Regions from separate parts of the Homo sapiens genome. Here region 1 is linked to region 2. A link is a contact called in ENCODE Hi-C or POLR2A ChIA-PET data. All regions are on one chromosome and are shown on one strand. The core of a region is the stretch at or near the end of the contact, and the rest is flanking DNA. Distances in the headings are between cores, read along the strand shown.

Region 1 (3,005 bases), core at 226-2,725, 290 kb after region 2:
TCCCAAAGGGCTGGGATTACAGGTGTGAGCCACCACGTCTGGCCGAATCTCTACTTTTTTTTTTTTTAATTTTTACCACATATTGAATTATATTGTATATTTATGTTATATTATGTGATGAAACATAGATATGTTAACACATATTATGTGTAGTGTAGTATATTAATATATGTATATTATACTGCACATACATATTATATGATATATTTAGAGATACAGTTAGCATCTCTTCTTGGTTTTTACCACATACTTACATTTTATATTTTATATATATTATTTATTTATTTATTTATTTTGAGACAGAGTCTCACTCTGTCAAACCTGTGCCGCCCGGGTTCAAGTTATTCTCCTGCCTCAGCCTCCCGAGTAGCTGGGGTTATAGGCATCTGCCACCGTGCCCGGCTAATTTTTGTATTTTTAGTAGAGACGGGGTTTCACCATCTTGGCCAGGCTGGTCTTGAACTCCTGACCTCGTGATCCACCTGCCTCGGCCTCCCAAAGTTCTAGGATTACAGGCGTGAGTCACTGTGCCCGGCCTTATTTTATATTATTTTAATATTTTGTACTTATGTATTTCTGACATCAGAAAATTGCCAAACCTATTACAAGAGAGGCCATGAGAAAGGGTGGCTATTTGTAGGCATGAAGCCATTTTCTAGGAGCAGCCAGGGAAGGGTTAAGAGTCATGGCCGCCTAGGCCTCCTCCAGCCCAGTGGTCTGCCTGTAAGTGTTGTCTGGAGGCCCTGCCGCTTTCCTGCAGGGTGTGATGATCCCTTTTACTCTGCGCCTGCCGGGAGCCATAGAGAAGTTGAGAGAGGGGTGGAAAAGGGGAAAGAGGGCTGGCTTGGGGAAAGAGGGCTGGCTTGGGAAAAGACTCAGATGAAATCAAAGGTGCTGAGTTTACTGTGGGACCTAAGAATGAATGAAGGGAAATCTGAGAGCCACCACAGCATTTCTTGAGCAATGTGCTTGGCGCTGCGCCAGGTATTTTATGCCCTTCTCCTCATTTAATTTAACCCTCCCTCACAACGCCTCTCAGAGGTGGTTACTATTAATTATTAATAAACTTATTTGGATAGATGACATACACACAGTATACAGTTGAAAGGGTCCAAAGACTTTACTGTGAAAGGTGAGTCTAAGAGAAGTCGGACAAACGAGTATAGAGATAAAGCAAATACAAACATGCTAACCACATGAAATCTAGGCGCTGAGTATGCGGGAATTTATTGCACTATTCTCTCAACTTTTCTGTTTGAAAGTTTTTCATAATAAAAGTTGAGGGGAGGGGAAAGTGAGTTTCCCTGCTGTCCCCATCTCCTTTATGCGGTTCCCCTCCCAGGAGGCCAGCACGGATACTAGTTTCCTGCTCCTACTGATACTCAGTTTATATGGGCATGCACGCATGCGTACACACGCAGGCACACACATGGGTCCATTTGGTTACTTCTGGTACCTTATTGATAGAATTTCATTTTTGAAAGCTTTAGAGGCGTAGCTTTTTAGAAAAGGGAATTCCTAAAGGTGGATCCCCACATTCGCTTTCCCAGGGGAAGGTGACTATTTTGTTGCCCAGGCTCACCCCTAGAGGTCGCCTCTTCGCTTGACTGGCAGCTGCTAGGGCAGAAGGTGCACAAACCACGGTCGGGGCTGCTCCCATGTGACTCATGAGATGCGCAGCCTTCCAAAAGTATTCACACTTATGTTTTCTGGCCTTAGCCACGTTTCTTGTGGGTTGCAATACTCAGACACAGAACCCACATTTTGGCTTTGCAGAGGCAAAAAGCTGACAGAGGGACAGGTTGTCCAGAAAGCTTCGCCCACACACTGTACTGTAAACTTCCAGAGGATGAATAAAACACCTATTTCCAGGCACAAAAGAGACACTTCTCAGTGTCCCAAACATTTCGATGCTGATTACTTCACTAGATTAAAAAATTTTTTTTGACTAAAGGAAAGCCGTTTTATTAAATACATTAGAACTGACTTATAGCATTGGTGTTAATGTCTCTCTGAACGATTATACCAGTCTTATGTTTTGTTCTTATATTTAGGGAGGCAAGATTTCATCACATTATCTCTGGGTGTGTGTGAAAAAGAACTATATTATAATAGTGTGTATATTCCTTTTTAAAAGTAATTGAATCAATGCCAATAGATAAATGACTAGTTTAAATTAACCACACAGAAATGTTATTTGATTTTTTAAATTTATTTTAAGATAGGGTCTCACTCTCTCCCCCCCAGGCTGGAATGCATTGGCACAATTTTGGCTCACTGCAACCTCCACCTCCTGGGCTCAAGTGATCCTCCCACCTCAGCCTCCCAAGTAGCTGGGACCACAGGCACGTGCCACAACTCCTGGCTAATTTTTTCTTTTCTTTTTTTTTTTTTTTTTTTGTAGATACAGGGGTCTTGCCATGTTGCCCAGGCTGGTCTCCTGGGCTCAAGCGATCCACCTGCCTTGGCCTCTCAAAATGCTGGGATTACAGGCATGAGCCACTGTGCCCAGCCAGAAATGTTATTTTATTAATGTTGAACATGTACAGTAACTTGAAGCAGACTATTATTCTGTTTTCATGCTGCCATGAAGACATACCTGAGACTGGGTAATTTATAAGGAAAAGAGATTTAATTAATTCACAATTCCACGTGGTTAGAGAGGCCTCAGGAAACTTACAATCACGGTGGCAGGTGAAAGAAGTGAATGCTGAGCAAAGGGGGAAGCCCCTTATAAAACCATCAGATCTCGTGAGAACTCACTCACTATCATGAGAACAGCAAGAGGGTAACTGCCTCTGATTGAATTATCTCCACCTGGTCCCTCCCATGACATGTGGGGATTATGGGAACTGCAATTCAAAATGAGATTTGTGTGGGCACACAGCCAAACCATAGCAAGACTATTTTTGCCATTTAATTATTTAAAATTTTTTTGTTTTATATGTATTTTTTGAGACAGGGTCTCAATCTGTCACCCAGGCTGGAATGCAGTGGTATGATGT
Region 2 (3,335 bases), core at 575-3,074:
CTCATCTGTAAAATACGGAAATAATGGGAAACTTCCATTCTAAAATCAGATGAACTCCAGAAAGGCATCTCCCCCTGCCTCCCTCCCGCTCAGCACATCCACCCCGCAACTGGCCTGGGCAAACTTTCCTCAACCCAAAGCTGTTGAGAGAGGGACTGCCTGAGTGTTGCAGAGATTCGGCTCCCCAAGGCAGACTGGAAGGGGCACCCCAGCTAGGGAAAGGGAGGCTTATGGAGAAGCCATTAAGCGTGGTGGCTCTAAGGTTGGGCTGGGGATTCAAATCCTGGCCCTGCCATGACCTCTGGCAGGCAGGTCACTGATCCTTCACAGAAAACTGTGCCTCAGTTTTCTTTCCAATGAAATGGGGTAACAGGACCCACCCCATAGAGTGTTCTGAGAACTCACTGACAAAATATACGTAAAGAGCATTTCAGGCCAGGCATGGTGGCTCACTCCTGCAATCCCAGCACTTTGGGAGGCCAAGATGGGTGGATCACTTGAGGTCAGGAGTTCAAGACCAGCCTGGCCAACATGGTAAAACCCCGTTTCTACTAAAAATACAAAAATTAGCCAGATGTGATGGCATGTGCCTGTAATCCCAGTGGGGAGGCTGAGGCAGAAGGGTTGCTTGAACCCAGGAGGTGGAGGTTGTGGTGAGCCAAGATCACGCCACTGTACTCCAGCCTGGGTGACAGAGCGAGACTGTCTCAAAAAAAAAAAAAAAAAAAGGCATTTCACAGAGTCCAGTACATGATAAGTGTTCGTGAAATTACTATTATTGGTGTAAAGGAACTAAGACATTAAGTTCTGAGTCCTAGGAAAGCAGTGTGGTGTGGCAGACAGAGTCTTGGTCTGGGCATTAGGGTTAGGCAGTATCAGTAGGAGTGGGTGGGGTGGGGTGGGCCAACCACAGAACTCTGTCTGAGGTGGGATGTTGGTGGCCTCAGGGAGTGGCCAGAAAGGTGGGAGGAGAAAGGGGTGAGTCACATGCACCTAGGAGGGCTCCAGCCCACATGCCAGCCTGTTCTTGTCCCCTGGTTTCAGAGCTTCACCATTTTCCCTTTGCATAGGCCTAGGCCAGTGACAGACCTGAGGGCTGCTCCCACACTGCGCCATCCCAGGGATTGTTAGATGGATGGAGCTTAAATAAGTTAATAAACTAAGAGTAAGAAAATTATCATCGTAAGTAACACTAACGCTATGCACTGAGACTTACTATCACATTTTTTAAAGGAGAGTTTGTCAAGGCTCAGAAAGGTTTAGTGACTGGCCGGGCGCGGTGTCTCACGCCTGTAATCTCAGCATTTTGGGAGGCAGAGGCAGGTGGATCACTTGAGGTCAGGAGTTCAAGACCAGCCTGCCCAACATGGTGAAACACCACCTCTACTAAAAGTACAAAAATTAGCCGGGCGTGATGATGGGCGCCTGTAGTCCCAGCTACTTGGTAGGCTGAGACAGGAGAATCGCTTGAACCCGGCAGGCAGAAGTTGCAGTGAGCCGAGATCGCGCCATTGCACTCCAGCCTGGGCGACAGAGCAAGACTAAAAAGAAAAAAAAAAAAAAAAAGGTTTGGTGACTTCCCCAAGGTCACACAGGTAGTCATTAATGGTCAAGGCTGTGTTAAAACTCGGTAAACCTGTCTAGGAACGGGGCCGTGAAGTTGTGCACGGCTCCAGACACAGAAAACAGAAGCCAGAGGAGGCTCTCCTAGCGGGCCGTTGGCCTCCTTGGGCCCGCGGAAGGCGGCCCTTTGGGAGCGCCTCTCTGCACCGTCCCAGCTCCGCTCCCCTCTCGGGGAAGTTGTGGGCCTCGGGGGTGAGAGGACGACTGCCTGGGTTGTCGTGGCCGCAGTGACCGCTAGGGGTCGCCTTGGACACGCGAAATACGTCCGCGAGCGGAGTCCCTGCGGTGGGGAAGGCGCGGGCTCTCCCAGACCAGGAGGAGGGGGACCCACCCACCTCTCTTCTTCTGCGCTGGTAAGTCCGGGGGCTCCAGCGCAGAAGCTTCGGGGGTGGGGCAGAGAGGCTGTCTGGAGTTCTAGCAGCAGACTCCGCCCCGCAACCGATTGACTCCAGGGTCCTGCCGCCCCCAAGCCCCGAAACTCCTGACTTCCTCCCTTCACCCCTCACCCCCACTGTCCCCAGTAACAGAGCCAATGTGAAGTGCGCCTAGGCATAATTTACTTGAGCACATTTCCCGGGCACCTACTGTGTGCCAGGCTCGGCCCGCGGAGACACCCGAGTTACAGGGCAGGGCAGGATCAGCTCCGCGAGGCCAGGGCGTTTTGTCCTGTTGTTCACTTGCAGCCCGGGACACACAGTAGGCCCTCCGCCAGGAGAGAATGACTAACTGGTGCTTAGCTCCTGCTCAGGCAGCCTGCAGGCGAAAGGTTCATCAGTCACTACTGTGCGTGCCCCGGGGAGGCATCTCAGACCCAGCTATTCCACTTAACCTGAGTTTCTTCCCCAAATTTCCCAAACCCCTCACAGTCCATTTCACACGTGGAAAGACTGAGGCCCAGAGGGCAGTCTATACATCCGTGGCCTTTCTTGCCTTTCTAACTGGGGGGTCCCAGGCTGCAACACTCTTCCCCTGTGCTTTGCCCCTGGCTAACTCATGTTCACAGTTCAGGTCTCAGTCAAACGGCACCTCTTCCAGGAAGCCTTCCCTGACCCACTCACTGCAACCTGGCTAAGCGTCTGCCTCCCCTTCTAGAGGGTGAAACCCTGAGAGCAGGAAGTACCTGGGCTCTGTCTTTCCTCATCTACATTTTGAGCCTGGCTTGGTGCCTGGCACAGGGTCAGAAGCTAATGACGTTTGTTGAATGAAAAGTGGAAGGCAAGCGGCCCCAGGGCCCTGTGGGCAGCCTCCTTCTCCCTGGTCAGGGAGGCAGAAGGTGTGAGGATCCAGGTGGCTGACTTTGTGGTACCGCCGAGGCGTCAGGTGGGTCCTCCCCTGCCCCGCCCTGCCTGCGCCTCTCTCAAGTGCCCATCCCACTTCCTGGGAGAATTTTGTGTCTGTAACACAAGGACGTGGGTTTTGGGGTTAAACCCAGAGATTCCTCAGTTTACTCATTTGCGAGAGTGACGCAAGACGGCCTGTTTGCAAATCACTGTGAGGATTAAGTGATGTAACAGTAAAGTCCCCAGCCCGGGGCCTGGCATGGAGTAGGTACACACCAGCGGGCACACCAGCCTCAGTGCCCTGGGGCAGTCACATGGTTTCCAAGCCTCCATTGCCCCACTTGGAAAGGAGGACATGAAAGCCTACTAATGGGGAGGATGGTTTAAGGCACACAGAGCACAGCTTAGCACCTGGCACCTCACGGGTGCTTG

What was found. A loop is a pair of places that touch in the nucleus more often than their neighbours do. ChIA-PET counts read pairs that join two places held with the same protein, here RNA polymerase II (POLR2A). Pooled maps may share reads with other maps.
Region 1: a pooled map shows a loop between it and region 2 (3-fold over the local background). The contact joins two enhancer-like sites. A Hi-C loop is called at or near these places in 3 of 50 pooled maps. POLR2A ChIA-PET finds 5 or more read pairs at or near these places in 3 of 52 experiments (HepG2, activated B cell and activated naive CD4-positive, alpha-beta T cell).

What each region holds. Positions count from the first base shown.
Region 1 is chr3:58,462,269-58,465,273 of GRCh38, forward strand. All of the region lies in intron 1 of LOC107986092 (a long non-coding RNA gene), which reads left to right. Among named protein-coding and RNA genes, the nearest start is that of KCTD6, 28 kb to the right of the region's middle. Within about 2 kb of position 1,476, at least 3 of the 41 ENCODE cell types and tissues checked have a DNase peak (open chromatin) inside an H3K27ac peak, as active enhancers do.
Region 2 is chr3:58,176,032-58,179,366 of GRCh38, forward strand. It overlaps LOC124909485, which reads left to right. Exons shown (of 6, transcript XM_047449435.1): 4 at 1,677-1,815; 5 at 1,896-1,976. Among named protein-coding and RNA genes, the nearest start is that of FLNB-AS1, 7.1 kb to the left of the region's middle. RefSeq lists an enhancer at 2,613-2,662. Within about 2 kb of position 1,825, at least 8 of the 41 ENCODE cell types and tissues checked have a DNase peak (open chromatin) inside an H3K27ac peak, as active enhancers do.